Linked DNA regions of Homo sapiens: region 1 is linked to region 2. A link is a contact called in ENCODE Hi-C or POLR2A ChIA-PET data. All regions are on one chromosome and are shown on one strand. Each heading gives the region's core, a stretch centred on a gene start or an enhancer-like site at or near the end of the contact. The rest is flanking DNA. Distances are from core to core; before and after follow the strand shown.

The links. Hi-C counts contacts between places; a loop is a spot of excess contacts on that map. ChIA-PET counts read pairs that join two places held with the same protein, here RNA polymerase II (POLR2A). Pooled maps may share reads with other maps.
Region 1: a loop to region 2 is called in a map of B cell, with 7 times the contacts of the local background. The contact joins the promoter of RNF6 here to the enhancer-like site in region 2. A Hi-C loop is called at or near these places in 1 of 168 maps with a recorded cell type or tissue (B cell) and 2 of 50 pooled maps. POLR2A ChIA-PET finds 5 or more read pairs at or near these places in 2 of 52 experiments (H1 and SK-N-SH).

What each region holds. Positions count from the first base shown.
Region 1 is chr13:26,220,831-26,225,112 of GRCh38, forward strand. RNF6 (ring finger protein 6) reads right to left here and starts at 1,484. Exons shown (of 5, transcript NM_005977.4): 1 at 1,173-1,484; 2 at 418-500. RefSeq lists enhancers at 256-1,137, 1,138-2,019, 1,165-1,544 and a silencer at 665-714.
Region 2 is chr13:26,783,201-26,787,285 of GRCh38, forward strand. No RefSeq gene overlaps it. Among named protein-coding and RNA genes, the nearest start is that of GPR12, 24 kb to the left of the region's middle. RefSeq lists enhancers at 1,768-2,383, 2,166-2,215 and a silencer at 2,916-2,965. Within about 2 kb of position 2,716, at least 7 of the 41 ENCODE cell types and tissues checked have a DNase peak (open chromatin) inside an H3K27ac peak, as active enhancers do; they include B cell, where a contact is called at or near this core.

The DNA.
Region 1 (4,282 bases), core at 234-2,733, 560 kb before region 2:
CTAGGTATTTAATAAGCAAGCTGCTTTAAATATAAGGTGAAATTAGCCTACAAGTCTAAAATACTGTTGGAGTAAGCAACTATTCAATTTCACCTGTAACACTAAATTACAAATTCAAGGATTTTTTTCACTGTGGTTATTTTATTATGTCATTTTGAACAAATGACCTAGTAACATTATCCACTCAAATATGAATTAACACTACTAAAAACTCAAGATCTCTATCTTCAGATTAAGACCATAATTAGCAAAGAGCATATTTCGTAGGTACAGCAATAATAGGATTTTTGTAATAAATAATTTTACAAGTTGAAGCCTATCATAAAATCAAGTTACCCTAATATTATTTAAAACTTGAGCTTCTCCTTAAAGGTAATTTTCTTATACAGTTAATCACAATGAAAACAAAGCGAATACCTTATTTTCCTTTCAACACGCTTTTAACATATGCCATGGTATCCATCCTTCAATTGTTTGTGCCTTTTTTGAGAGCTGCCCATCTGAAGCAATAAAAGAGAGTTGAATAATTCAATAAACTGTTTCTTTAAAGGCCAGGAACGGGTGGTAGTCTCCCCACTCTGCTGCAAAGCCAAAGCAAATTCTCCAGTGGATTTTGTTAGACACATCTAGAAAATTAGATCCCCATACAATTAGGTCACGAAAACCTCCCGCAAGGCCCCTACCTTCCGCAACAAACTTAGGCCTTTCGTCCTACACTGTCACTGTTCCTGGGTTTACGCCTCCTCTCTCAAAGGCCTTCCTTCCTATCCCGTTCCCATTCGGATGTTACCAGGGTTAGGCGTCTCCGGCTTACTTCTAAACCTTGACTTTCTTGCCACCCCCGCCCTCCGTCCCGCTACTGGTTTCTTTCCCGGCCGTTGCGACGGAAGCTCGCGCCGGGGGACGATCCCCACTACGATAAATAAAGTGGGCTCAAGAGGCCCAACCAACCTCTTCCCAACCGAGCCTCAAGTAACGCTTCCCTTAGAGACCTAGATTCTCACAAGGAAGCAGGTGATAGACGGTGCATCCCAACCAATCACCAGCCAGCGGAGCGCAATAAGAAGGCAGTTAACCAATCGGAGAAGAGATGGGTGGCTCGAAGGATGGCCTGCTTTCCCCGGCGTCTCCAGGAAGTAGTGGTGGGACCCAGATCTTTCCCTCGAGCCCACCTCTCCAGGTCTTGGGCCTTCGCCCTCCTGTCCGGAGAACGTGTGCTGTGGGCGGCCGTTCTCTCGGGTGCTGGAGGCTGTGGTTGGGAGGCGGGATAGGCTTGCCGCCGCGCCTCCGGAGCCCGCTGTGCCCTCGAATTGGCCACTGAGGAGAGAAGCCGGAAGCCCGTGCTGCAGCGTGGGGTCGTCCAGCTGGAGGGGATACTCGGGAGGAAGAACGGCAGGCCCCAGCCCTTCTTTCCCGACAGCCACGCCGCCCACTTGGCGGCGGGGAGTCGCTCCGCAGCCGGCCCGGAGCTCGCCCGTGCAACTGAAAACTGCGTCCGTCGGGAGCTAGGGTGCCTGGCGTCCCGCGTTCCGCCCTCTTGCGCCGCCCTTACAGTGCCTCCTCCTCGAGGCCAAATGCCCGGCCGCTCAGCGCTCGTGGCAGCCGCGTAGTTGCAGAGACACGGTCTGCTTTCCAGGCTTGGGAAGTCCCAGCACTTAACTCTGCGCGTCGGTGTCGCTCGTTTGCCAGCCAGACTATAAAGTGCACCCAACGGTGTATGCGTCTCTTTACTTCCGGGTGTAACGTACTACCCAGCCAGGCCCTTTCCCTTGCTGTGCTTTGGAACCTGGAAATTACAAACCCTAATAAATTCTGAAGTCTGTCTGTCTGTCTATCTCTATTTGAGACAAGGTCTCATCCTGTCGCCCAGGCTAGAGCGATCGTAGCTCACTGCAGCCTCCAGCGATCCTCCCTCCTCATCCCAGTAGCTGGAACTACAGGCGCTTGCCATTAATTTCACATTTTTTCTTTTGTAGAGACGGGGGTCTCGCTATGTTGCCCAGGCTGGTTTCGTACTCGGCCTCAAGCAATCCTCTCACCTCAGCAAAATGGGATTACAGGCATGAGGCACCGCACCCCACTATATTTTGTGTTTTTTCACCTTCCCGCTAGGAAAGCAGTTTGAAACTCCCAACATTCCTCCCTCTGATTTTATTTCTGAGATGTGAGGCTTACTAAACTTACCTCACCGTTAGTTAAGATGCTGAGTAGGTCTCTGTCTAACCTGGTATAGTCCCCTTTCCTGACATCCCTACCATCTGATGACTTCATCACTGGAGAGTGCTCACAATGCCGTTACTTGTTATTCTTCCGTTTGTTCTTTCATTTCTGCATTAACTTTTGAGGAACTACCATATCCCCATTATTATGCTGGGCACCTGGATAACAAGCTACATGCAGTCCTTAGCATCAATGAGCTACCAGTGTAGTAAGGATCTATGGACAAGTGTTTAAAATAAGCATATGGATATGGATACTAAAATGGAAATATATAAAACAGCCTAGAAAGCCCTTCCAGATCTTTCTTCTGCTTACATTTACAGGCTGTTGTCTTGGCACTCCGAAACTGCTTGAAGTTCCGCCACAAGATATGGGAACTCCTAAGCAACCCCCAACTCCACTTTTACCTAATTTCCTCTGTCTCCCAAAACTCAGCTCAGTTCTCATCTTTAAGGAATTTTTCCTGATACCTCTGAAATAACACCCTTACCTCACCCTCCAGCCCGATATTTACACATAAAACTAAGCAAATGTCCCTTTTGGGGGCTCCCATACTCCCTCTATATATAAAACCCTATTTTAGCATGTATTCATGTATTTAACAAATAGTGAGTGTGACTATGTATTAGGTGCTGGTGATGACAGCCGTGAATCAGACAGTCATGTCCTCATAGAATGAAGTCCTTGCCCTCTTTTCCCATGGAAAAAGAGCCATTGAGCAAATACTTAAGATGATTTTCTGTTTTTAGGTCTTTACTACCTAGAGTCTGAACTGCTTAAGTGTGATCAAATGGTCTAATTCATTTTTGTAATCCCAGAACTTAGCACAGCACTTGGCAGAACATTCTCCTCAGCCTACTGCATAGATGAGCAGAGAAAAATGCAATCTTTTGGCAAACGGGATTAATGCACACAGTACAACGACTTCAGATATTGTGAACACACATCATAGAAAATAACAAGTAGAAATCATTTTTAATATCTGTGAATTTTGGAGAGTGCAATCAAATGCAATAATCCAAGTGCAAATACTTTTTACATGTTGAGTGGAAAAGACATATGTGTCTCTTCCTATTTTTCCTATTTCCTATTATATACCCTAAGAATAAAAAAAAAACTATTATAAAAATGTCTAAATAAAAATCCAATCAAGTGATTTACCAGGTAGGAAGTTGCAGGTTTTTGTGAGTAGAGAATCAGGTAATGTATGTAACTTGAATCCAACACCTTGCTTCAGTTTTTGTAGTCCAAGACAAAATGACTACAAAGAGGGGCTTAGATACAACAGCTGGAACAGACAGATGAATCATTCTGGATATCTACTCCAGGTCTCAGAACCTGCCAAGGTCTCTGGTCTAATTAATTTCTGTTTATTGGATTGGTACCTGGCCTTTGTAGTGTGTATGCCTCATGTAACTCCTGGACTTTTTACAATTAGGAATACAAAGATCTAAAATAATTAAAACCATAACATTAAAAGGATTCTCTGTATATCTGGTAAATTATGTACTTGTCATGTTTAAAAGATTTTGGCTTCATAAAACGACAGCCTTAATTACAATTTAAAACAAAATGGAGCACTCGATTTCAAGTTTTAAGTTGAAGTTGAAATCTTGCTAAGTTTATGGATGGCATCAGAGCAGCAAAGAGAAATATAGGCTCCCCATATTGTTTTATTATTAGTTTAAAAATTATTATATAAGATTTAAAGACGAAATTACATGTAACATTTGAAGTACTTGTGAATGAGATAAAATATTAAATGTATAAATACAGTTTAAAATGTTGGTTTGAAGATATTAAATATGTATATGAATGAGATTGAAAGTTAGTGAAGGGCTAATTCCAAATGACTGTTAAGATTTACTATACTTGACCAGGCACAGCTGCTCACACCTGTAATCCCAGCACTTTGGGAGGCCAAGGCGGGCAGATCATGAGGTCAAGAGATTGAGACCATCCTGGCCAACATGGTGAAACCCCATCTCTACTAAAATTACAAAAATTAGCTGGGTGTGGTGGCGCACACCTGTAGTCCCAGCTACTTGGGAGGCTGAGGCAG
Region 2 (4,085 bases), core at 1,466-3,965:
ACCAGGAATGCCGAAAGTCAAAATGGCAAAGTTCATAGCCTAAATGGCCAAAGGTCAGGAGTTCAGGGCAGAGATCCCAGAGCATCTGATTTTCAGGCCCATGTTCTTTGCACTTCATGTGCATCCTGTGGTGGAGCTGGCCCTGTGACCATGACCATGAAGGTGCAGAACTGTGCAGATGCAGCTCCTGCCAGAGCAAATGTGCAGGAAGGCTGGGCGCATGATTACTGCCTCTCCAGGACCAGCCCTACACAACCTGCCTCACTCTGGGAGCCCCCAGTACACTGGCCTCACAGGTGTGTGCAATCCCATGAAATGTGCTGTGGAGCTAAGAAGAGCTTCTGTGCCATGTCAGATGGAGCTCCTCTGACACTCAGCAAAACTTGTGCTGGGAAAAGAGTCTCAGGTTGCCCCAGAAGGCTCCAAGGCCTTCAGTTCAATGGCAAGGTGTAGTCTCACCTGGAATTCATTTAATTAATTCCTTGGGGGGAAGCCAAGGATCCCCTCCAGTTTTGGGGTTCCCACAGCTGTTTGTTGAGTGAGGGTCCCACAGGAGCCCATACAAAGCCTGGGCTGAGCTGAGAGGTGACCTCGGTGGTCTTCAGTTGGCTGTGACTCAATCTTACTGTGGAACGTACATTTCCATAGAACTAGGGCAGAAGTCGTTGTCAGAGTCACATAGGTGCCTTGAGGAAGGAGCCAGGACTTGAGACCCTAGGGCTGATGGATTCTCTTTGCTACCTGAAGCACGTACACACCAAGTATGGGCAAGCTTGTCTATGGAATTAAATCTGAATGTTGATGATGAAAGTGAGAATAAAAGCATAATATGAATTTTATGTATTGCTAGGGATTTTTTTTCTCATAAGAAGGAAAACATGAGCATATTCGTAAATATAGTTTTCTTACATCAGGACAGATGGATATGACCATTTGAATAAGATTGGAACCTTAGCTCTTAAAGCAGGGGATCGGCTTTCTGTCTTTAACAAACTCAGATATGCAGAGGCCAGAAAAGTAGGATCATTGTAGTTAAAAACACGAGTCAGCCACTGAAAAGCATCTCTCTAAGCAGTTGGATTTCAGCTGATTTGGTAAATATTAATATAGCCCTGTGTTTCATTTACTCTTGGATGCATAAAGCATCAAGTCTTCTTTTTCTTATGAATACTCTAAATTAATTTCCTGAAGACAATTTTAGAAGCCTTGTTTTAAAACGTTTAGGGAAAAATGTCTACCAAGGTGATTATTCTGCAGAAAGCCATATTCCTTTTGATGTGTATCAAGGCATGTTTAACTTGACTCGGTAAGTAAGCATTGAGCACTCTGGACATGAGAAATACAACAGTGAGCACAATGAAAAGGCCTCCATCCCTGAAAGCTCATCACCTCGTAGGGGAGGTGACAAAAAGTAAATCAACAAACACAACAATTGTGATTGCAGTAAGTTTTGTGAAGGCAATTTTTGTTAGACAAGAAATTCTGTTAGAACAGGAGTTTGATAAAGATTCATGTCTCCTCTGTGGGTGCCACATGCCCACTGTCTGTCCCGGTCAGGAGGGGTGATCTGGTGGCAGGACAGGCTGGTAAGTGCAGTAGAGCCAGGAAGCTGCAATTGAGGAGCTGTGCACTGGAACTGAGGAAGCAAGACAGGAAAAGGAAGCCCACTCCACCCCTAGTCATGGACCTGCCTCTAGTCACGTTACCGTGGAAGTTCCCAGAACACTCTGTGCTTCTCTCCACTTAGCTCCTAGACTTTCCGCTGGCTACTGTACTCTTAGGTTCCAGGACCAAGAAAAGCCTTAGGTTGTCCCACGTGGTACCTTTTATTATTAAGATACAGGAGAGGAAAAAGGAAATGGCAACCCCTATGCAGTGGCCTTGAGTTGGCAGTAGCCTGGTGGTGCTGCAGCTCAGGGGTGTGCAGGCAACGCGGTCACAGCCCCCAAGCAGGAGGTCCCCACTGCATCTGGCTCAGGCTCTATCTCCAGTGTGATTCAGCTACACCACTGCTGCTGCAACCTGACACACCCAATCACTACAGCATTCCTTGTGCCCTGTCCCTTGGTCAACCTCAGTCTCCCTACATCTTATGTTCTCACTCTGATATTTTCTGCCTGCCTGGGCTGCTCCTCGTTTTGTATAGATGATTTGTAACGGACAGAACTTTGCAGCAACTGTTCAACCCTCTGGGTCAGGTGCCCATGGCCGGTGCTACCACCTGCAGTGCCTGTGAAAGGGGAAGTTCCCTTGTTCCCCTCGCAGGGCGTGCGATGGGGGAGTGGCTTGCTTCTTCAGTGCCCCGCTGCTCAAATCTCTAGGGGAGCCTACAGGCGGGCAGGCTGTGGGGCGCCGACCCTACAGCAGTGTCTAGATGAATGTTTACAGCTCCTGAAGCCCCGTGGGCATGTGCTACAGGGTGCTTTCTTAGTTTGCTGTCTATAGGCGCTTATGTTAGCTCCATTAGACCCTCTACCTTGTCGCAAGGACAGAGAGCTTTCTGTATCCCGGGTTCTTGCCTTGGAGTACCAGAAGAATCGGATCACACCTGGGCTTGGAGAATGAGTGCAAGGTTTTGTTGAGTCGAGGTAGCTCTCAGCATATGAGGGAAGTCAGAAGGGGATGGAGCAGGAAGATTTTTCCCTGGAGTCAGGCCACTCAGCGGCTCAGCAGCCTGGGCTCTCCTCAGACTGCCTCAGCCAAACTCTGCATCGTTCTGCTTCTGCCTCAGCCAAACTCTGCATCATTCGGCTTCTACCGGTGGCCTGCCGGCATGCAGGCACTGGAGATCCAGCTGTCTGTGTGTCTGCCTACTAGGGTATCCGGGTTTTTATAGGCACAGGATGGGGGCATGGCATTTGGGCAGGAAATGCCTGTCCTCCCCGACGTCGGTGGGGGTGGAGCCCTAGCCAGGGACCACGCCCTCCTCTACCCAGCACTTCCCTTCCCCGTATCGTTTAAAGGGACCAGCTGTTCCCTTCCCAGCACTTCCCTATCACCTGCAGGCAAATTGGAGAAGAGATTCCCCTCCAGAGCAGATGATTCTAAAAGGGCTTGTCTTTGGGTGGACTAATTCAAAAAGGAGCCCTTTCCCCAGGCTGTGGCACCCCCAGCAAGTACATGCTTTTCGGCAGCTGAACACTGCCTGGATTTCAGACCTCAACTGCCCTCTAGGCCAAGTGTCTTCTTCAAAGCACAACCTGCACATGTAGTAGCCCTGCAGGTGTGAATTCTCGATCCCAGCAGCTTACTCACGGAGGTGGGGTCAGGTGGTACAAACATGCCCTCTGGGTAGGAAGCCATTCAGAAGAAAGCTGGGGCTGGAGTGGACACCCGAGCCTTCCCAGACTGGTCTGTGGGCACTGTCACTACAGGAATTGCCGGACCAATGGAAAAAGGTATTCTTTCATCTTCTCCTGGTGGCATGGACAACCAGGCCTTTGGGTTCTAGAACTGTGGGCTCCCTTGCCCTAGAAGTCATAGGGAGTTGGTCCAAGTAGCAGAGATTTCCACTTTTAAATAGTCAGTGAAGGGCAAGACAAAAAGCCCATGTCTCAGTGAACTGCTGACCAGCAGCCCCTGCTACAGAAAAGAGACTGCATTCACATTTCCAGGTAGCTTGTGTGGGGTTGTTTTAAACAGATAAGAGAATGCCCTCTTTTGGTGGCAATTGTAACATTTTATAGCAACTGAAAAGCTAGAATCTTTGATAGGTGTGATTTACAAGCAATCTATTTTTTGTGGTCAAAAAAAGTTCAAATAAATGTTTCCAGGTGTCAGCGCCTGGTGGTGTGGCTTTGACTTTTAGACAAGAACAGATGGCTGGTATTTTGGGTTATGCAGATCCAAATTCATTTTGGAATCAGGGAGAAGACACAGTTCATACTAAATCTTCTCTGCATGAAAATAGCCTGAAAGCAGAGGAAAAATTCTCTGACATCACTTCCCAATTATTCCTGACTGGGTAAGCACCGGAGTGACCCAAGGAATAGGGGAGGGCTGGGGAGTCACACTGTCAAATAAAGTCTGGCTCCAAGTTGTCACTTGCTCCCAAGGATGAGTAGCCACTTGGAGCCAAATCTGGT